Linked DNA regions of Homo sapiens: region 1 is linked to region 2. The links are chromatin loops, found by intact Hi-C in ENCODE. Cell type or tissue: endothelial cell of umbilical vein. All regions are shown on one strand. Links, peaks and the distances in the headings refer to the core of each region. The heading gives the core; the rest is flanking DNA.

Evidence for each region. Hi-C counts contacts between places; a loop is a spot of excess contacts. Peaks named below come from ENCODE experiments on the same cell type or tissue, not always from the same donor. Only the 100,000 strongest peaks of a DNase experiment are listed, where the experiment ranks them.
Region 1: it touches region 2 in a loop (11-fold over the local background); 2 of 110 quality-filtered maps call a loop at or near these places.

The regions. Positions count from the first base shown.
Region 1 is chr18:42,924,825-42,936,849 of GRCh38, reverse strand. The region is part of intron 3 of RIT2 (Ras like without CAAX 2); the gene reads left to right. Among named protein-coding and RNA genes, the nearest start is that of RIT2, 180 kb to the left of the region's middle. In endothelial cell of umbilical vein, for the core only: no CTCF peak of the experiment used is centred there; DNase peaks (open chromatin) are centred at 4,069 and 5,149; H3K27ac peaks cover 2,082 bases.
Region 2 is chr18:42,638,413-42,650,437 of GRCh38, reverse strand. The region is part of intron 7 of LINC00907 (long intergenic non-protein coding RNA 907); the gene reads right to left. It overlaps LOC124904351 (a long non-coding RNA gene), which reads left to right. Exons shown (of 2, transcript XR_007066454.1): 2 at 614-921. Among named protein-coding and RNA genes, the nearest start is that of LINC00907, 460 kb to the right of the region's middle. In endothelial cell of umbilical vein, for the core only: no CTCF peak of the experiment used is centred there; a DNase peak (open chromatin) is centred at 5,457; H3K27ac peaks cover 2,037 bases.

The sequences.
Region 1 (12,025 bases), core at 1,965-9,964, 290 kb before region 2:
AGTAGAGACGGGGTTTTACCATGGTGGTCAAGCTGGTCTCGAACTCCTGATCTCAGGTGATCCACCCGCCTCAGCCTCCCAAAATGCTGGGATTACAGGCGTGAGCCACCGTGCCTGGCCCACATTCTCATAATTACATCACATGTACTCACCGTGATATGAAGGCGGAGTAAAGAATGCCACATGTAGTATAGAGATATATACTTAAGGGTTAAATTGGTGTTCTAAGTATGATAGTGCATAAAAGATAGAGACCACAGAATGAACAGGAGTCAGGAAAAGTTTCCGAGTAGTTAGAAAGATGTGTAATGTTTCTGTTTCTTCACTTCAGCAGTCCAACATTACTCAGAATGGTTCCTGTTTATGAGTTCTCTGAAACTGAAACAACATCATTAACAACAATCTCTTGAACTTTTCTGTGTTGTTTCACATACTTAAAAGGAAACTTAACATTGTCCAGTGTGATGAAAGTTTGGGTTCTACTTTTGTTATGGCAAAAGCTGGTTAGGAAATGGAAGTCTATGTGTGTCCTGGCAATTTCACCAGTTAAATGATAGTGCACCTGATACTGTGATACAGAATGTTTGTTTATTTATTTATTTGGTTATTTAGCATATGATATTGAGGCAGGAGAATAGGGTCTGGAGGCAGGGAATTGAAGGCCAACTGGAGCTAATTTCCTAAAGCTGGATCAAAAAGGAAAACACCTGGGTCTGGAGGCAGAGACTCTAAGGCCAATTTGTGATCACTTCCTAAAGCTAAAGGGAAAGGAAAATCCCTATCTCTCTAAGCCCCAGTAACAAAGTATCAAAAGCTGCTCCCTGCACCACCCCCTTTCGCACTGTATCTCGGATGTAAAAGGAAACTGCCTTGGATTGCCCGCGGGCCAAATGCAGGCCATTCCTTCATCTGCATAGGGCGCCAAATCCACTCTGGCCTCTAAATGGCCACAGGCCAAATCCTTCATCCGCATAGTGGATAGCCAATCCGGACCTCAAAATGGGGCACTTAAACTCCAGAAAACTTTGTCACCGGGGTCTTGAGCCACTTGCTGGGGCCCGCTCCCTCCCTGTGGAGGGTTCTCTAGCTTCAGTAAATCCCTACTTTCACCATTTCGTTCCTTTGTTACTTTGCGCACTTTGTTCAATTCTTTGTTCCACACGCCAAGAACCTGGACATCTCACCTCCTAGGCTTGCCTTCTGGTAACAATATGTCTAATATCTTATAGCAGACACTGTACAAAGACTGTATAAAGATGAACACACTAGACAAGTTCCGGGCTCTCTTCGATCTTAGGATCCAGCAGAGGCACCCCATGCAACTGCACTGACACCATCTAATAAGTGCTGGATGGGTGAGTCCAGAGCTTCGTAGCTGTTAACCAACCCTGCGGTATCCATGTTTGCTAAAATCTGAAAGACTTGCAGGCAGAAGACTGCCACAAAAAATGAGGGAGAGAGTGTCTCTGCTGTAGAGTGATATAGGGGATTCCCTTAGCACATTTCCTAACTGAGCAGTGTCCTTGTTCGTTCATTCAACCCTGCCGCACACCACTCTCTAGTGAAGCAATTCGGAGTCATCTCAGCATCTGCTCAGCTCTCTTTCTTGAGGCCCCAACACTAACACCAGAATATCCCACAGTTAGACCTTGTATCTTCCTTAACAGGGTCCTCAGGGTTTTGAACAAGTGGTAAAGGCAGTAACTGATAATGTAGGGGAAAGGTGTTTCTTTTTTCTTTGTCCCAGCTGTTTCTTTATTTAATTACCCTGATCACTACCCACAGACACTCTGACTTTTTCTATTTGTTGATGATGCTGTGTTTGACGATTCCCAAGACTTCATTAGGACTCTTTCTATTTATCGCTTTTTTCTGCTTTCACTTTTAATTTTCCAGAAATTTTGAGTTACTGTTACCATCATTTTGTTTTCCAATGGTAGTATAGATATCAAATAATAACAATAGTTCTGTGATTTCAATTGCACTTTGAGGGGCAAGAGACTGAGAAATTGCTCACTGTCTTGAACAGGAAGCTGCTGATTTTAAAATATTGCTGCAATAGAAAGGGTTTAAGAAAAGCATTGTTTAAAATTATCATATGTCCTAGGCACCAAAATACATTTTAAAATAATAAAACATATGCTATACAATATTAATATCTGTGCTTATGTTTTATATGTATGCATATGATATCATATGATGTTAATATCCATGCTGTATGTTAACATGATATTCATATATCCATACTTTTTATATTTACTACAACTTACTAACAATTTGAAAAAACTATTAACTTCCCAAGTGAATCCATCTTGAGGCATCTCACAAACAATACCATAATAGAAACCAGCCTTGATAATTTTAAAACTCAAATATCCTCATTATCTCATCATTCTCCATTATCCCCATATTTTTCCTGGCTCTAACCTAATAATGAAATCCTATTTTTTCCAATGTAGTTGAATATGCAATTTTAAAATTATTGTATTTTAAATAACTGGATCAAAATGATTCTAAAATTACCAAACTGATATGATGATGTTTTTGTGTTATGGAACAGCTCACCTGAGTCTAAAAGTGCAATGAAACACAATTACATTTGTATAACCAAATTATTTGATTGAGCACAGTTACTGCAAAGAGTTGAAATAATATAGAACAAACAATGATTTTTTTCTATATATTTAAATTTTTTCCTACTATATTTGTATGCAGGATGCAAGGCAGATTAGTCTGTTCCCATGCTGCTAATAAAGACATACCTGAGAATGGGTAATTTATAAAGGAAAGAGGTTTCTTTTTTTTTTTTTCTTTTTTTTTTTTTTTCTTCTGTGAGACGGAGTCTTGCTCTGTCACCAGGCTGGAGTGCAGTGGTGTGATCTCGGCTCACTGCAACCTTCGACTCCTGGGTTCAAGCGATTCTCCTGCTTCAGCCTCCCGAGTAGCTGGGATTACAGGCATGCATCACCACGCCCAGCTAATTGTTGTATTTTTAGTAGAGACAGGGTTTCACCATGTTGGCCAGGATGGTCTCGAACTCCTGACCTTGTGTTCTGCCTGCCTCAGCCTCCCAAAGTGCTGAGATTACAGGCATGAGCCACCACACCCGGCCAGGAAAGAGGTTAATTGACTTACAGTTCAGCATGGCTGGGAGACCTCACAAAGTTTTCGATCATGGTGGAATAGGAAGTAAATATGTCCTTCATCACATGGTGGCAGGAAGGAGAAGAATGAGCAAAAAGGGCAAAAGCCCCTTATGAAACCATTACATTTCATGAGAACTCACTCATTATCATGAGCACTCACTCATTATCATGAGAACAGCATGGAGGTAACCGCCTCCACGATTCAATTAACTCTCACCAGGTCCCTTCCAGGATGTGGGAATTATGGGAACTACAATTTAAGATGAGATTTTGTCCAGGACACAGCCAAACCATTTCACAAGGTTACAAATGTATTTTGAAAAGAGAGAAAGATATTGACTGACTTGGGAACAAAAATTTTGCTGATTTTCATTGTACAGGCATGTCCTTTAACAATATAAATTTTAAAACATTTTTCTCCCAATTTTCTTAAAAGATTTATCTAGGATGATGTACCTCATTAGTATTCACAAACTCCTTTACTATTAGAAGCTTGCTTATTATGCCTGTGTTCCAGAATACATACATTATCATAGAGTTAGCACATCAAAGTATTTTTCTAAATGGCATTTATTTGTTCAAATGGCAGCAATTTAATTGAATTTTTTAATGTTAAAAATCTACCAAGCAATATAAGTGCAACATAAGTGTTAAACACAGTTTAAGCATAGATGTTGTACTCTAAAATGTTTAACATTTGCTTAGTGTCACAAACCTAATTCCTTGAATAAAAAGAAAATAAGAAAGATATAATTAATTGCTAATTTTTTAAGTTCATAAGTGATGAAAATATACAAAAAAATTATTCTCAATAAAGGCTGGGTTTGTTAGATATGGGTTAATAAAAAAAAACAGGAAGAATATAATTGACTAAGAAGCATGCACAGGATTCAGATCACGGCAAAGGAAGGAAAGCTACCCATGTGATGTAGAAGGGATTAGAAAACTGGAATTTCTGAGCTGGCAGTATTTTAATTAGCTATGAGAAAATGATATCATCACTACCTTTCTGGGCTCTGATTTTCTCATCTGCAAAAAAAAAATTTGATAATCACTAAATTCTCGATTCCCTAGAAAAGGTTCAAGTATGAGGAATAATGTGTCTGAAGGCACAATGGTAAGAGAGACAGCTTTTATGATCAGGCCATGAGAGAAGTGACCCCATTAGAGAGGGCATATTCAATATTAACTGAAGATAAAGTTGATTGGTAGCATGATATCAGATTATATAGGGTCTTAAAATCAGGCTGATGAGTATAGATTTGATGTGAAAGTAAGTGTGTAACCACTGGACCTTTGGAGACAGAAGAGCTGCAGAATAAATGCAGTACTTAAAGAAGAGTAATCAGATAGTGAAATGGATGGATTTCCCCCCATTGATGGATTGATTGGAAAAGGGAGACCGTGGGGTTACAGTAGCCACTCAGGAGGTGTAACTAAGCTGGAGGATGAAGTATATCCAGCACTTAATGATGGTCAAGAACCTTGTAATCTCTTCCTGGTTGTACTTCTGATGTTATAGAGGACAAACATCTGCTCCAATGACCACTTTCCTCATTTCTATCATGAGGGAGTGCTGGCCTCTCAATACAACTGTAAAATTTTATAATTATCTGGAGACAAATTCTTCTTTTTATTGCAAAACAAGATCATTTGGTTTTTACTGAAGGAGGAACCAAATAGTAATTTATTTTGTATTCAGTATTTAGAAATATGAATTTAATTGTGGATGGTGAAGCTTTTTCAGAGAAAGCACGTGTGGGTATGTGTGTGCATGAGTCCCATATCATTTTTCTTATTTATAGTAGTATCCTATCTGATACTCTAAATCAATTAGCAACTGCAACTTTGTCATGTGGATTTTCTTATTTCACTCTATTTTTGTTGAGATCATCCTTTCAGTATCACATTGGGAATGACTAAACTGCAGTAGATGAAATCCTTTCACAACACAGTTATGCTGGCTTCTTCCAAGACACATTCCTGTAGGTTTTATCGGCAGGAAAACAGCTCCCAGTATGAGTGACCTCCAGGATAAACAGGAAGCCAGCTGCGATTAAAAATATCTTTTAGTGGATTTGTACCCCCCAGAGGCGGTCATGAAACTTTAAATCTTTGACAAAATACAAGTCAAATAGAAAGAGGAAGGCAAACAGACTTCTATGGGAAAGAAATTTTGGTGCAAAATTTGATCCAAATACAGTAAGATTCCTCTTTCCTCCTCCCTTCTTAGTGTAAGACAAATGACTAATGCTAGAGAATGAAATAAGGAACATTAACTTGCTTTATAATTGTTGTGGATTTCAGTGGGATATAGGCTTATCTAAAAGTTAAACTAGACCTGGCTTTACATGTACAGGAATGAATAAGTAACTAAAAGCTTTATCCATTTAGTTTAAGGATTTGATACTCTTTCCCTTTTATCTTCATCCTCCAGCCTCCAATCCTCATTCCCCTTAAAGTGCATATCATCCAGGGAATAGTAACATATTTAAAAACATTTAGCTTAAAGTAAGTAATTAACCAAGTGATAATATAATTATCTTTTGGGCTTTGATCCAGGCACTGTCCCTAGTGCTTTGGAGAATATGATGCTCAGGTAGGTTAGAGTCTAGTGATGGGAATGAGAGTAAAACACACGTAATTACAATAAAAGAAAGAGGCATAAGTGCCAAAATCTGAGGACAGTTCAGTACTGTGCATGCCTGGCAAAAGAGAACAAAACTAGAAGAAAGCTGTCAAAAACCATTTTTATAAAATCTCCTTTAAAATAGATAAAATACTTCAAACGGAGGCAAAGCTCCAGCTCTCAAAAAGAAGGGACAAAAAGAATTTGTCCCCCCAAACTGATCCAGACTAATTGATTTGTACCCTATTTCCAACTCACATATTCAGTCAAAAAGTCTTGCCCCCTGAATCTGTCACAACTACCCCATTTAGATTCTAATCTTTCACCTAAGCCATATTTCCAGTTATCTATGGATGGTTCCATTTGGATGTCTAATATTAACTCTCACTAGACAAGTAGAACTCTGTATGGGACATGATGGCCCTTAAGTTATTTATTTTCTCAATCAGCTGATCTCTGTCATTACAACTACCAGATCCAGGGCTACAAAAACTGGAACCATATTTAATTTAATTTAATTTAATTTAATTCTTTCTTTCCTTGGCGAGGCAGTGGTATCAATGTGTCTCTGATTTTCTACTTGATAGCTCTAGGACTTCGACCATCTCATTTAATATCTCTATACTTTGTTTTTTTATATCTAATGTGAGATACGTTTTTCATGTCCTTTTTTCATAATTCTTTTCTCTTCATTTTTTTTTATTGTGACCTCTCATTCAAGGATTTCCCCCCTTTTCTTTCTCCTTTTGTGAAACCTCACTTCAGAATTACTGTGAAAGCCTTCATGGTTTTCTCCCTGCTTTCAGTGGCCCTTTCCTCCACTGTGACTCTCACCATTGCCAGACTAATCCTACTAAAATAGGGCTGCCTGCTTGTGACTTTCCTCCTGACAAAAATCTCCTGAGTTCTTGGTTTCCTATTGCATCAAACCCAAAACCTGGTTGTCAGGGATTTCAAGAGTCTGATCTCACTTGGCAACAAGAACATACCACCTCTTTATATGAGTCATACTAACGCCTCTTTCTGTAGCATTGTTTCTCTTCTTAAGGGCCTATCCCAGTCTGTCACCCTATACTCTCCGTCTTGCCACAACTCCACACCTCTCAACTCCTGGAACATCCATCTTTGCGCAGGCCTATGTTCCTCACTGAGGTCAGGATGCTTCAGTAGTGACTTGGCTTCTGAACATAATTGCCAGTGTTCTCTCTGGGGCACCTGTCCATGGAGTCTTCTTTGGAGTTCCCCTCACATGTGCTCCTGGCTGTTATTTTGTGCTAATCCCATTGCAATGGGACTGGCTTCATGAGCTGGCAATTGCTGCAGCTGCCCAGGGTCCCAAGCCCAGAAGGGCATTGCACTTGTTTTAATGTTTTATTCTTGCTGTCTTGAAATTCTTAATTATTTTTGAACAAGTAGCCTCACATTTTCACTTTGCATTGGGATCTACAAATTATGCAGCTATTCCTGCATTACAACCTTAATGCTTATTCAAATTGTATTTAGTTAAGAGTTTTCCAGGAGCCATCATTATAGTTGGATTCCAAGTACCCTTCAAGCCTCCAGTTTCAATGCCAACAACTAAACTAAAAAGATTTTAAATATCATTCTCAATTATTACACAAGAACCATTTTCTACAGAATAATTTTATATTATCTTGCTTGAAGCTTCCGTCAGTATTATTGAGTATGACTATGAAATGTTTGGCAAGGCTTACATTGAAAACCACAATTACAGGTTAGTCTTAGAGAACCTGATACTGCAGATCTAGTTTGGTTGACACTGGGGATGTTGTCTGCTATCTAAACCCCAAGAAGATAAATTGCCTTCAGCAATCAGTGCTTAGGGGAGATTTGTGTCAAATTAATATGTTATTATTGATGACAAAAGTGATATAATTGATCATGTTTTCATTGTAGCTTGGGTTGTTTAAACGTTCAGAGTCAAATTGTAAATCAAACTCTGTCTCCTCACTCTATCCTGGTTCTGATGCTCTAATTTTTATTTGTCTCATATAAATATATATATATATATATATATATCTCCATATTTTAGTTTTAGTATATGTATTCATTTTAGCAATCTCAAATCTTACATGCCTGTCATATATAAGTGCTCAATAAATATTTGATGAATGAGTTAGGCAAAGTGCAAGCAGTATTCCATGATAAAATGCATTCCTCAAAATATGTGTCAAATACCAAAAAACAAATGATAGATTATCTTCTCTGAAAACTGTAAAATGGTATTTGTTAATTATATTTTGACTTTTAGGCATAATCTTTGACCTCATATTATTGGCATTTATAAAAGCTTTGTTCGTTTTCATTTAAATTGACATAACCAGTTTAAGGCATCAGATTGAGACTGAGAAACTACCACTCCTACTTATTGCAATCCTTTTGCTTTGCAAAAATTATAGTAAATTCATGATACCTAGACTTTAATCCTTTATAATTTTTTCTGTATTTTCATTTAAAAGATACAAATAAAAGAAACAACAATCACATGATTCTGTGCTATGCCACCCTCCAAAAACTCAACTATTGAAGGGTAAGCAGGTCTTAGATGATTAACTACTATGCAAATGATGAATTTGTACTATGAAAGGCTATTTAAGAGTGACTATACATAATCTTTGGAAGTGAGGTTACCTGAAAGTTGAGGAGCTCTGTACAAATAATAAAGTTAAGGAAGAACATCACATCCTTTTCCCTCACCAAGCCCTCTTTGCCTTCCCTCTGAAAACTGTTCTTGCCGTTTTCTCAACCCCACAGTTCATTTAGATCTTAATTATTATTCATTCATTTTATCTTGGCTTGGTTGTGTTTCTCCAACCCAGACAAGTTCAGATATATATATATGCCCTACCACTTGGTACAGTGTTAGGTGTATGACTGACGGACTTATTAATTTACTTTTTTTTCCATAAGGAGAACAAATGTGGACATGCGGTTTATTAAAGAGATGGCCAAAAGGGATTCAGATCAGTATATGTAATGCTATCTGTGTGCCCTTACTGGGAGTTGCTAATAACCTGGTCTGAATATAGTGCTAGTGCTTTTTGAATGTAGTGAGGCATTCATATCTTTGTAGTACTGCTACTTGAATGCAACGGGGAGCTGGTCTAGTTCCTACATTTTCTAATACCTGCTTAAAATTCTTACTCTGATAATCAAGAAGCTGGAATATGAGATACATCAAAAATTCTTTATTCATTTTCTGAATATAGAAAAATTATCACACAATTTTAATACAAGGGAGTATATCAAAGGCAACTGATCATACTGGAATGTTGTATTCAGAATAGCTCTGAAAATATTAGAAATGCTTATATTTGTAGCATTTTATACAAAGGGTCTGTTTCATAAATATTTTGCTACTCATAGATAGCAGATGGAATCTGGTAATGTTCCTGAATAATTAACCAACAAGTTTCATTTATAGCAGGGAGCAAATGAAGAAGATATTAACATTCAGGATACATCAAACAGAAAGTATAGGGATCTTTAATTCACAGGTGAATGAAGACGGAAGCAACATGTTGAACACAGCATTTTTCCTTTTAAAGTGATTTCTTTATCATATATTATTAAGTTGATACATAGTAAAGAGATTTTGCTCAAATCTCTGAGTCCCATCAGCCTCTACTGCATCTTTTAGTAAAACATACACACACACACACACACACACACACACACACACACCACATCCACATGGAAACATATATACGTGTTGTGTAAAGAGTTGGTATAGAAAATGTCATCTAAGTTAAAATATCCTCCACATTCATTATGATAGCTTCATTACATCTGTTTTATTGGTGGAAAGATTTTCTGTTGGGGAAAAAAAAAGCTTAATACTTTTCTGATTAAGCTTACATAAAAAACACTGCCACATTTATATTTAATGCAGCTAAAAGAGGATTTCATGCCTGTTCTCCCAGTGAAAGGTTCTATTCTGCCAGATTTGTACCAGAGATAATAATAGGCTTGATTTGTATTGTATTTTAAAAATTCATCAAAGCATTTTAACATCTCTTCTCTCATTTGAGCTTTTCTACTGCCCTGTAAGACTGGTTAAGTGTGTGTCCTAATCCATCTTTAACAAAGGGGGAAATTGAGGCACAGAGAGGTTATGTGACATGTCAGAAAACATGCTCTAAGTAAGTAACAGTCCTAGAGGTCATGTACTATGACTGTCTTTCTCTGCTTCTGGAATATAAAGACCACTCTTGAGCATACATTCAGTTATATATTCATACAGAGAGGTGCAAAACAAAAATCATCCAAATTTTAAAGTATGTATGCTGGAACTTCATACCTAGAGATTCCAATTTAGATCAGATGTTATTCCTTGACATATCTATTTTTAATGTGATATGTGTGTGACTTTGAATCTGGTCAACAAGCACAATAACTGTTGGACTTTTATTTATTCAATCATCCAATATTCTCTGTGAATGTTGCCTTCTGTAATTTGCTTGTCTTCCTAACAGGTTGTTACACTTTATCAAATTTGTTAGTCATTCATTATGGTATATTTTTGTTGAAGTAGTCAAATGCTTTACTCTTTTTCTTATGTCTCACATAGAAATATATTCCTTCAGTTCAAATTTAAAAAACAATATACAGTTGAACAACAAAAAGAACCAACCCTTTTCAAAGACAACTACTACATTCTTCACAACAAAATAAAATCTATATGTAGAAGACAACATATAAATGAATATGTCATAGGACATGTTGATCATAACACATAAATAATAAATACAAATGAAAGGAACATGATGTTTCAATTCTACAATTTGTAAAAGTGGAACAATTTGATAAGCAGCATTGTTGAAAATGAGGAGAATTGGTCACATTTATATAATGTTGGAAAAAGTATTGTTGATACAATGTCTTTGGCATTGAGATTGGCAATATTTCTCAAAAGTAAAATGTATGTTCTTTTTGGTCTAGAAATACTAGACCAAAAAGATTCTCAGGTATAGATAAATTTTCTCAGGTATAGATAAATCTGTGTGATATGGATGTTTAAGAATAAATATCACAGCATTGTCTATAATAAGAATAAAAGGAGGCCATCTAAATGCCTGTTCATAGATAAGTAGCTAAATAAATTATGGTACATGTATAAAAAGAATTATGATGTCTCTATAAAAAAGAATAAGCAATATTTATATATACTTATATAGAATAGTTTCCAAGGTATATTAGCGCTGCTACATTTTAATTAAAGGTATATATTATGTTTCCCATTGAGTTTAGAATGATGTATAAAGGAAGAAGGAATATGTATATGCTTGTATGTACACAGACAGTAGTGTAAAGTTAAAGAAGCTATTAACTGATGCATTTGAAAAGAAAAATTAGAAGTTTGAGGTGAGAAGAAAACTAAATTAGTACTAGATATATCTGTACCATTTAAATATTTTGCTAATATTTGTATTTGTTAATTTTCAAAAAGGACTAGACGATTGAAAATCAAAAACTTTAGTACTGAAAATAATAATCAGAAAGTAGCATAAACTTTAAATTGTAAAATGGATCTTTTCCATTTTAGCTTGCATTTTTATTATTGTTTTAATCATATACAACTGACACAACAGATCTAATTATGTTTTCCTAAAGATCAAACATATTTCTAAGATGATTTTATAATTTCTTTTCCAAAGAAATGTAATTATGAGTTTGAGAAACATGTTATCATTTTCAGTCCATACTTCTCTAGTCAAGTCCTGTCAATTATGGGGTTTTGATTGCGACATAGGATTTCAAAATCAGAGTATGTCAGAACTATGAGGGATCCCAGATATTTTATTACTCAATCTTGGTTCAGGAATGAAACATGGATCCAATAGAATATTTTTTCTCCCATATTAGTACATTTCACTCACATTGTGAAAGTTAGGATTGAGTTAAAATAAAAATTAATGCTAAGTAATATGATACAGTGTGAGTCAGGTAACATGAGTTTTTTGACCCAACTCTATATCATGTTGCTGTTGGTCTTTGGACAAGTCTCTTGTCACGTCTGTGATCCAGTTCTTGCAACTTAGAAATGATTGCTTGAAACCGATGCAAAAGCCGTTTGCATTTATTCCATATTTACTGCAAATGATTGGTGAAATTCACTTATTAACTCAGGAATTTATTAGCTTTATCACTCTCTGGACTTGCAACCACCCTAGTTTTCCAAAGTTCCTGGATCTACATAAATGCTCCCATCTTTCAAGCTAGCGTAAAT
Region 2 (12,025 bases), core at 1,312-9,311:
TACTCTTTTCAAAATTACAAAATCTCGAAGCAGCGTATCTTCCACCCCAATTCCTGATCCCCAATAATATATTTTTCATGCTGCAGCTTGAGTAATCTTTTAAGGGTCCAGCCTTGTCGGATCATTTTCCTGTTTAATCTTTCCATGGTGTCTATTGTAACAGCATGCGATCTTAATTATTTAGGTCAGTGTAAGGACCTTCCACGACCTGGCCCTTATTTTCCCCTTTACTTTACAATGTATTGAGTATGTTGGGATCCCCTGGAATTCTCTGAGCCTTAGCATATCCTCACCTTCTACCTAAAGCCTTCTTCATGACTTTATTGTTCCTACCATCTTCTTGTTTCATTTTATCCTTTGTTTCTTCTTGAATGTCTTCAATGACTCCCTAAAGTAGCTGCATTATATGTTTCATTATTTATCATCACAGAACACTGATCTCTTCTGTAACCACTGCTTTCTCATCAGTCTTTCCCTGAACCCTGTTCCTTATTGTTGGGAATTGGATTCTTAGTCACCATTGTCTTCTGAATATCTGGCACAGTGCCTGGGTCATAGTATGTTCAACACATACTGAGTAACTGAATAACTAACCCTCTCCTATTGTTTGAAGGTATGTGTCCTCCAAATTCTTATGTTGGAACTTCAGCCCCAAAGTGATTGTATTAGAAGGTGAAACATTTAAGAGATGATTAAGTCATAAGGGCTCTGACCTTCTGAGTGGGATTAATGTTCTTATAAAAGGGCTGGCGAGAACTAGCTATGCCTTTTTGCCCTTCTGCCATGTGAGGACACAGCAACAAGGAGCTGTCTAAAAAGCTGAGACGGAGCCTTCACCAGACACTGAATCTGCCGGCGACTTGATCTTGGATTTCCCAGCCTCAAGAACTGTGAAAATAAACTTCTGTTGCTTATAAATTACTCCGTCTGTGGTATGTTGTTATAGCAGCAGGGATGGACTAAGAAACTCTCTCTTTATATAAACAATTACTTGTGGAGAAGTCTGTATAATTACAGAGTAAAATCTTTAAAATCTCATGGGTTTATAAGTAGCCTTACCTGCTGTCTTAAATTCAAGATTCCCACATTTGCACCTCTTTAGTATATAGAATATAGACTATAAAAATAGTCTTGGCTATCTAAGGCTAGTGGCCAACTGTCTATTGCAGAGAAAGAGTGAGAAATTTAATATAAATATTCATTCTTACATATCCACTTCCTAGGCTAATTATCTATTTAAGAAACTTTGCCTTATTGCTACACACATACATTTATAAATAAAAGTACTTCTGCATTTTTCAAATATAAATTAGTTTTTTAAGACTTGCGTGCATACCTAAAAGCATATGCACCAGATATGTCCATATAAGCACAATTCCAATCAAAGAAAAAGACTGTACTTAAACCAACAGTAAGGCCTTAAATCAACTAGGAAATCCAATTCAATCATATTTCAGGGTTTATCATTTCAGTCATACAAACTTTATCCTGGACAAAAACTGATGTGGGATGTGTGTGTGTGTAGTTCTAAATATTGTAAGCAAATTTATTTAAATGAGCTCATCTGGAAATACTGAGTTCTATGTAATACATTTCTTTGTATTGAACACAATTGATTTCTGTGTGTCAAAACAATGAAAGTGGGTCATTAAAGCAATTATTGTTACTGTGTAATTTTACTACATAAATTACCAAATAAATAATATTATTGCAGAAAAACACAAGCTTACTATCTTTTTACTTATTTTCAAGTGAAAAGATGGAAGAGCTATTCCTATGTCCTGAAAAGTCCATATATTAGTTGAACATGCTGATATCTGATTCATGAAATCTCCATTGCTTCAGTACCATAGATGTGAAATGATTTTAAAGCATATTCACATTTGTCATCCTATGTTTTTATATTTAATAATTTTACTCTAATTTTACAGTTACTGAAACTGTTACATAGCTGTGCTGTTCTATATCTGGACATGCTGTGTATAACAGTATGTTATTTTTACAGGTACCGGACTTTATTCTCTAGATCTTTTCAGGGGCATGCATAGCTCTTAAAGCACCCATGCTCATATTCAAATCTTCTAATCTTTTCAATGGGACAGATTCAAAGATCAGTGGTTTTTATAAAAGAAAAGTCAAATATGATTATTACTGGTGGTTTATTTCAGGAATTTGGGAAAGGGCTTCTGTTTTACTCTAAGTATTTTCTTGCTGTACTTGAAAATGGCTCAATTCCCTTCAATTAGGGATCAATCTTTCTACTCCTATATATAATGTTGAAAATGTAAAGGTCCTTGAGTGTTGGAAACTAGTGATTTATAATGACTGCTATTTGAATAACTGTTATTGGTTTCTTTTGAGTTTTTAAGGAGAAAGAGAAGAGAAATTAGGTCATTGTACATGTGAAAAAACAGAAAGAGTAACAGGAGAAAAGAAATCAGGAAGGGATACCAAAGACAAGCTTCACAAATTCCATAACTTTGAAGTGAGAAGTCCACCGACTCCTGACTCTAGCTGATTCACAATCAGTAAAGGAAAAACTTCACATCTAGTGGTTTATTTTTTACTCCTCAAAATTCAACACATAGTTTGTCATTTTTGCAAGATCAGGTATCCTTTTGATACCACCTATAAATTCAATCATAGCATATTCATGTATCCTAACTCCTTCAGTAATGACTCAGAAAAATTGAAGTAATTCTTTGACCTGGTTTTATAATTTAACACTTTTTAACTTTATGTGCTTTTTGCTTCATAAAAAAAGATGCTTTGTTAATTTTTATCTGTCTTTAGAATCAAAGAGATTAGCAAGGTGAAAAGCAGAGCCAGGAGGACCACATTTTTACTGAGCACCAAGCATATATGCCAGGCTATGCATTTTACAATGCTCTAAAACTTTGCAAAGATATTTATAAAGTAGCTATTATTAGCTCCATTTTGAAAATCAACAACGAAAACAAAATAATGGTGAGAAAGTTTAATCTACTAGCCAAGGTCACACCATGAAGCTGCAGATCTCAATTTTGTGTGACTCAAAGCCCCTTGTGCTAGGAAGGCAGATGTCAGCAACCCTAGCTTAAAAAGAAGGTTTGCATCCCATAGACCTGGTGCTGATGCTGAATAGGAAGCCCAAAGAACAGAATAGAGCCAGAGCAGGAGGTATCTGAAATCTACTCTTAGTCTCCCATAGAGGCACAGTACACACTACAAACATAGCAAGGGATGGACCAATAAACAGAAACAGGTAAATTGAATCCTAATTCTACAAACAAGATCTCAGTTCTCTCAAATGTGTTGGGAACAGAGAACACACAAGATTTTAGCTCCTGCTGAGGGTGTGCAGGGAGTCCCTTTCTGGAATGATTTGCTATCTTCAGAAGAAGTACCTAGAGATGGAGTACCTGAGATAGAAATAACAACTCAGAGAGAATAAGACCACATCAAAGCATCACTCTGGATATTCTATGGATTTTTTTTGGCAGGTTATGTTTTGAGGAATAAAGCCTTCAAAAACTTTCTGGAATCATATTTGGTTCTTTATGACATCAAGGTCAAGGGTGGGCTTTGCACAGGTAAGTTAGAAGGCCTATCATAATGTCATTTCAGGGGAGGCCAACAGCCTCTTACATCTCCCTTGCTGGCTTTCAATAGGGCTTTAAATTCCCATTATGAAGAACCATGGCCTTTCTCAAGAGTCCATTGTTAAAATATATATTAATGTATAGTGAGTAAACTTGGATTATCTCTAAACACCTAAGTATAAATTGATTTGTAACCAAATTCATAAGGAGATGCCCCAAAGGAATAGAGTTAAGTTTTGGTTTGGGGAGAAGGATAAAATGTGTTGGCATTTGGTGCCTTGCCCAAGAGGGAGCACTGTGCTCAGAGTACTGAATGACTCAGTTGCCAGAACAGTGAAGGGAAAACCTCAAGAGAGAGAGGTGCTTGTTTCTGGAGGGCATGTGCAGGTGTTCTAAAGAGTCAAAATGAAAGAGGAGAGACTGCATAAAAAGACAAAATATATACAGCCTTCTATCTTTGTTTCATTTGCAGGTCTTTCTTCAAAGAATAAGCGTTTTTCAATTCCTTTATAACTTGACATAGCAAAAAGGCACACTGACAGAGAGAATTAGAAAAAAATTAGAAAATTCTTGTTGATTTAAAATGAATAATTCCTTCCTTCCTTCTTCCCTCTCTTTTCTTTTTTTTCTCTTTCTTTCTTTTCTTTCTTTCTTTCTTTTCTTCTTTTGCTTCTTTTTTTAAATAAACTCTGTTGACTACAGCCCACATCAGATTCTCAAGGGCAAAACATATAGAAGTATAATCTAAGCACCATAGTAGGTCTTAGCTAGACAACTCAAGTTCAAAGAGTATTTATCTTCTCCTAAGTACATTCTCAGAAAGAAAAATAAAACTCACATAGCATTTGTAATTGAGTACAAACAGCCTGGAGCTCCCAACTTAGCTAGCATTTACAGCATTTTGTTTGATCTAACATGATATACAAGTCAGCAGACTAGCTGTGAAGAGATCTCATGATCATAATTCCCAGGAATAAGGTGATTTCAAAACAGCTAGAGTAGCATCCCACGGACACCAGCTACCAAGGGGAACAATTAAGCCAGAATGGCATTCTATTCTGCTGCTACTTGCAGATTGCAAATCACAGCAGTTTACCCAGTAATTTCCCATCGATCAGCACTAGTGTCTTGCATACTAAAATATTCTTCACTGTAGTTTCCTCATCTGTCAGGTAAATTTTCAAACATAGGCTGCAAAGAAAGAACTGGGAACTGCTGATTCACAAAAAATGCAAAGTATTTGGGGTTTATTTGTGAACAGGATATTAACTACTCTTATTATTTTTTTCTTCTCTCAAAAAGGTTCCTGACCCTTGGAGATGAGAGTATAATTAAAACTGCAATTAGCAAGTAGATAATCAGGAGCGGTGAAAATACAAAAGAAGAAACTGAGAAGAGCTATTATGTTAAATCAGAATCTAAATATAGTTTTCTGTAGTCTAAAAATAAAGGAAGCATTCTATTAATTGTGGTCATTTTTCCACACATTTCTTCATGACAAAAATATGTAGAATAATCATAAGTTGTCCAATATTTATCACGTTCTGAAGGAGCAAAAAAATATGAGCATCACATATATAGAAATAAGTGAAAACCAACCAAGTAAGAAATGCAAAGTCTATTTATTCAGACCTTGCTATAGCAAGGGAGTAAGTCACTATTACTTGTGTTTTGGCAGAGACTCAAAGGCAGATAGGAGAGGGGGAAAGAAAGCTTTATAGTGAAACAAGGGGAAGGCTTCCAGTGTGCCCCAATGGAGCTATTGGCATGGGAAAGTGGTACGCAGGCCAAATACACGTGAGCCAACCTAGGTGATTGCTTGGAGCTACATATATGGTTCTCTGTGATTGGTCCTAAGTTAGAAGCAGGGACAAAAGTCGGGAAAGTTGTCAGTTATTAATCAAGGACTGGCCATTCAGAGCTGATTGTTATAGATATCATTGTTTAGCTTCCTGTGTTGTTGCTAGTGATAGCAATCTGGCTACCTGCAAGTCTGATTTATAGCAGGTTGGCTTTCTGGTTGTTTATTGTAGATAAAGGGTTGGTTTCCTGGGCAGATTCCTGCAGGCAATGAGTCAGAGTTCTAGTTTTGTATGTGGTCTGGTTATTATTCCATTTGTATGTTCAATCTCTCTCATATATTGAGATTACCAAACAAGAATACAATATTTTTAAGTTTTATAAAAAATTTATAGTTGATTTTATTATTTCAACAAGAAGCAAATGGTAATATATTAAGATGGACTCGGATCCTATAATACTTAGTAGAAAATGGACGTAACCTTTTAAGATATTCTCAAACATTACTCAAAAAATGTAGAAAACAAAATTAAATCAGTACTCTATAACTGTAGAAACAAAGATTGCACTTTTCATCGGAAAAACATTATCAGTAGTCCAGTATATAATGTGGGGTGCTGTCTTTAAAGGAATACATTCATCTCTGCTGTTTCCTCCTTTTCATATAATTCTTGTTTAATGCCTACTTGAATCTTCTTAAAGGTTTTCAATTCTTACCTTCTAGGTGGACTTGATTTTTTTTTTTATTTTAGTATATTTTATTTTCTCTCCAATAACAAAAAGCTATCTAAGACTAACATTGCTTTCTTGTATGGCTCTGAAGTGGCTCTGAATTTCAAAATAGAATTTCCCCAAATAGTTTGGCTACTGGCACATTAGCAGAAGCATGATGTTCCATCCCAAAGTGACCACATGGAAGGGGATCCCACACACTATTAATTTACTCTCTGAACAACATTACATGAGCATATGCCATGTGCAAGATACTGAACTAGCTGCTGGGGTTGCAGAGAAAATTTATATAGATTCTGGCTCAAAGAATTAAGAGTCTGATAGAGGAAGACAGACATTTATAATCAAATAGAAGTAAGTAATAATTAAAATCATTTTTTTTTGTAAAGTCATCCCAGTAGTGTTTGCGAGAATCAATGAGGTCCACAGACCAGAGAGGAGGGGACTGTAGTTCTCTGAGAGAGGGGGGTGACAGAACCTCAACAAAAACGGTTTAGGACAGATGATTTTTCAACTTGAGTTTTAAAATCTGACTAGTTTTTTGCCACTTGAATAAGACCAAGAAAGGCATTTAAGACAATGAAGCAGAGTAAGCAAAGGCATGGAGTCATAGAGTAGCTTAAAGCATTTAAATATAATGGCCTCAAAGAAGGTACACACTGAGGAGGGGTAAGGGTAAAAATGAGAGAAATAAGCAAGGACCACATCATGGAATGTATGAATGTCCTATTTAGCATTGTATACCTTATCTGGTAAGCGATGGGAGATCTTGGAGAATTTTAAGGAAGGTTATATTTTTTAAAATGGCTTTTTAGAAAGATGCATCCACTGTGGATACACATGCTCTTGTATATTTTTAAAATAATTTTGCTTCTTTGTAGCTCCTATAGTCACTAGGTGACAACTCCTCTGATGTTACAATAAGAATATTTGCAAATAAACTTCAAGACCAGAAAAAATTTGTATAGCAAAAATGAGATATCTAACATTTAGGGGGACAAAAATCACTCAGAACAGAACAGCAGAAAGCTGTCCCAGATAATGTAGAAAAGCAGTGAAAGAAGACAATTTAGAGATTATGTATTCCTATGTGTTATTTCATATGGACAGGATATTAAGCTAGGAATTGTGTTGAAAGCACCAAGATAGAAACGATAAAATGCACCAAAGTGAGCTTCCCAACACAATGCAAATTTCAAAAAAAAAAAAAAAAATCAAAGGAGTATAGAGAATAGAAGGATTTGGTTTGGAGATGGAAAGAATTTGAAGACACTTTCATGGAAGGAGGTGTTTCTTTGCTGAGAATTTCTTCTCCTAAGGGTAGAGGTAGAGAGTGTCTGCTTCTTACCTCAGGCTTGGAGAATGGAAATCCAATGTGACCTCTCTGAATATGTAATATGTGTCACCTGTAGGAGAAAAAGTGCAGTGAAATCATGCCAGACTGCAGACTGAAAATGCTAAAGACAAGAGACAAATAGTGGGGACAAATGAGGTATCTAACATTTAAGGGGAAAAAAGAGTTGGGGAAACTGGTGACCTACACTCTCAGCATTAACCAGGACAAAGATTGCATAAGCATTTCTTATAGCTCGACTGTGGGTTAAGCATGACAGAACAATAATGTGGCATTATCTTAGATCTTATCTAATAAGTTACTACAAAGGCTAGCAAGATAGAGCCCAGCAACATATTCAAGGTATTTCTGTCAGAATACAAAGAACCCATTAATAAAAAATGTATTGATAAATAAATCAGATAAGTAAAACAATTATCTACAATTTTTAGTCCAAATATGTCTCAAATATTGCATGAGAAATTATGTATTTTTTAAAAATTTGCTGTTTGGCCAGGCTTGGTGGTTCACATCTGTAATCCCAGCACTTTGGGACGCTGAGACTGGCAGATCTCTTGAGCCCAGGAGTTTGAGACCAACCCGGGCAATATGGAGAAATCTGTCTCTACTAAAAATACAAAAATTTGCTGGGTGTGGTGGCTTACCCTGTAGTCCCAGCTACTTGGGGGCAGCTAAGGCAGGAGAATCACTTGAGCCCAGGAGGTTGACTTTGCAGTGAGCCATAATTGCACCACTGCACTGCAGCCTGGGCAACAAAGTGAGGCCTTGTCTCAAACAAACAAATCTGCTGTTCATTCGAAATTCAAATTTAACTGGGCATCGTCTCTCTGCAAACTCACATCAGCATTGGACATTAGCGAGACTCAACATAAAATCAACATGTGACCGTATGCCCCAAGTACAAACAATTGACAAGGAAAGATGGTATTAAGTCTAAAAGAACCTGTGTCATGTCTTCCAAAAAGCAGAAGAGATCTATTTGCAGTAGGAAAGAATGAAGCTGAGACTCAATGGAACAAGTTGAGACAGGTAATTTGATTTCTTAGATTCACAAGACCTGAAGTTCAACCCCACCCCTGTCCTTCTCTTTTATCTAAGCCAAAAATATATTTTATTTGTTTATTTCTTTCAGCCAACTTAAATTGGGCTTCAATCACTTGTAGCAGTAATATTCTGTATTAGTATAGTCCTCTTCTGAGCTGTTATACTTGCAATATTCCATTAAATCCTCAAAGCAACCTTGTGATGATATAATATGTATCACTATTTTACAAATGAAGAAACTGAGGCAGACTGAGTAAGTAACCTATGAACATTTATGTTGGCAGTGGGAGAAAGAGCCAGAATTTAACTCAGTTTCCAGCATCAAAAGCCTAGTCTCCCAACTGCAATACCATACTGCCTTCTATTTTCCTTGCAGTAAGACAGTGCCCTATGTCAGCCAAAATGAGTCTTCCTGGCACCATTTGAGTATGTTGTGCTCAACCTTGTATTTTACACATGCTGTTTCTTTAGTCTTGTTGAGGAATCACTATAATGCTGAAAACAGAAAAATTTTGCTGAGTAGTTTTCAATGAGAAAATATTTAAAATTCACTGCTAGTTACATTAGCTGCAGCTATTATATTAAACTAAAAGTCATTTAGACCACACATTGATGATGGCAACAGGTGATACTCAATCTTCTCTACCTCAAGCCTTCCATTGTATGTTGCAAGCTTTTATATTTTTTTTTTTGACTAAAACATTCTACTCTAATGTTATGTGATATATTTGAGAGCACAAAGTAAATGGTGTGTTCTTAGGGAATATATTAACAAACACTTAGATGTGCACCATTCCAATCTGTTCGAAGCTTAGGTATAGTCAAACATTTCAAAATAGTTACCAGGCAATGTACCATAAGGAACCCTGGGAAGAATTCCACGTAGAGGACAGGAAGGGCAAGGACTGGGTGAGATGTGAAAGAAGGGGGTAACTCTGTGTATGCTAAAAGCATAAAGTAGGCTGATTTCAGCATAAATATCATTACTTGTGGATAAACACCTTTCTCAAATTCCCAGTCCACATTAGCTTTTCAATTATACACTATCTTGTTTGTTTTAGTTTTTGTTTTTTTTTTTTTTTTGAGATGGAATCTTGCTCTGTCGCCTAGGCTGGAGTGCAGTGGCTCGATCTCAGCTCACTGCAACCTCTGCCTCCTGGGTTTAAGTGATTCTCTCGCCTCAGCCTCCCAAGTAGCTGGGATTGCAGGCACCACCACCCTGCCCAGCTAATTTTTGTATTTTTAGTAGAGACGGGGTTTCACCATGTTGGCCAGGCTGGTCTCGAACTCCTGACCTCAGGTGATCTGCCCACCTCGGCCTCCCAAAGTGCTGGGATTACAGGCATGAGCCACCATACCCGCCCCAATTATATACTATCTTAACAAGCTGTAGTTCTCTTTTATAGCATTTACTTAAATAATTAACTGACCAATTACATATTTGTTTTCTGTGTCACCATTAGATCTGACTGCAAGTTCCATGCTCTTAGTCATTGTGTGTGTCTAATTGCAGAGCTTTATACTTGTTGAAGAAAAAGAGAAAGCAACAATGGTGGGGAGGTTGAGTCATGCAGGTGATGGCATAGGGAAGTGAATGAAGACTACTCCCCATGAGGTCTGGGGATATCAGTGGTGACACACTGATTTCAGTTGGATTATTTGCTTTGTCTCAGCATGAGCAGTCCACAACCTGTTCTTTCATTTTATCTCCAGCAGGACTTCTCACACTACCTAACCAATGGATAATTTCTATCAAATTGCTACTCTGCACTTCTCACTCAACTCCTATTATTGTTTGTAAAATCAAGATGGCATATACTTAAATCAGTTTATTAACACACATCATACAATGAGATGATGCTTTGATCTAGTATTTGATGACTCGTTGCCATTTACTTCTGGGTCCCATATCCAAGGAATTTCAGGACAAAAGCATATTATTTGCTCTTAATAGATATTGAACCTGGCTTTATATTACAACAATTTATTCATCTTTAAATGTTTGCTGTACGTATTACCCTTCCACAAACTATCCCTATCCTTTCTAACACTCGCTTCTCTTCTCATTTCCTGTAGCTACTCTAGTGAGCAACACTTCTTCAGTGTTCTTCATTCCATTGCATCTCTAAGCAAGCTCCTTTTTAAATATCTCTTCACTTGTTTCATTATTTATTCACATGCCTTTCTGGCTATTTTTCTCCCCAGTCGTTTCTTGTCTCTTTCCTATCTCTCTCTGCTTTTATTATAAAATCATTATTTTCAAACTTCATGTTTACCACATCCATATCCATGTTAATTTACAGTGCTCATGCTAAGTAAGAAGAAACAGGAGTTTAAATGATCAAGTGAAAAGTCAAATGCAGGAAGCTGAGTGCACACAAAATGAGCATACCAGAGTTCATGTAAACAAATATGAAAACAATAAGGATGAGGCTACATAGAGAAGAGAGCAAGTCAAGTAGTCAATTGTCCATGAAAACAGTCTACAACCACAGAGAAAGATGAATGGTAGAAAGTCTTATTAAAATAATCAGTAAAGATGTTTCCAGAAACAGAAAGAATCAGAAATACTAATGGCTCCAGAAAAGTCCACAGCAAGAATAGTTCCTGATGCTGAATGTTCTTCTGCCCCAGTCTCAACTGCAGTCCTCCTAGAATCCTAGTCAGCCAGCTTTGGATGAGACTATCTCATGTGCAAATCACCTTTAGCAGTAGATACAGCACACCTAAGAGGAGGAGGAGCATTCCATACAAGAAGGAATATTCCGTAACACTGAATAATAATCATATATTTTCCCACTTTATTAAATTAAGCTGCCACCTTAAGAAATAGGGAGAGGAATTACAATTTGGAACATGTCAACATTAGAAAAGCTAACCTCAAATAATCTTAGTCTTTTGAATATCCCTTCAAAAAGATCCTTTGGCCCCTAATCCCTTGTCTAAACCAAGCTGTGTTATCACTAAGAAATGGGCTCTTACAGAGAGAGCTTCCACCTCCAAAGCTCTAATTTGACTTGTTATTTCATCAGGACGCTATAATGATTTATATAAGGCACTGTGAAAATGCCATGTTAATTTAACCAAAGACTCTGATTAGTATTGGAGCTACGTTTTTCTTTTTTTAGATTTTACCCCACAATATTCCTCTTCTATTTCTAGTATAAGAATTCTTTATCAAATTTGGTTGATTCTGTTTATTTTTACTGTGAAATAAAAATATATTTCAGAAAAGTATACAAAATGTGTGAATGGTTCAATGAATAATCGCAAAGCAAACAACTGGATAATCATCATCCAGGGAAAAAAGCAGAGCACCAATACCTTCTGAACAATGTTTCTTCTTTATCACTACTCCCTTATTCTCTCTTAAAAAAAAGTTTGCGTACCCCTACCATACTAATTATTGTATTCTGTAATTTGATATATAAAATTAATAATCAGTACTATTTTGGATAAAATATTGTGTTGTTTTCATGTTGGGATATTATGAATTAATCTGTTGTGAGCATTC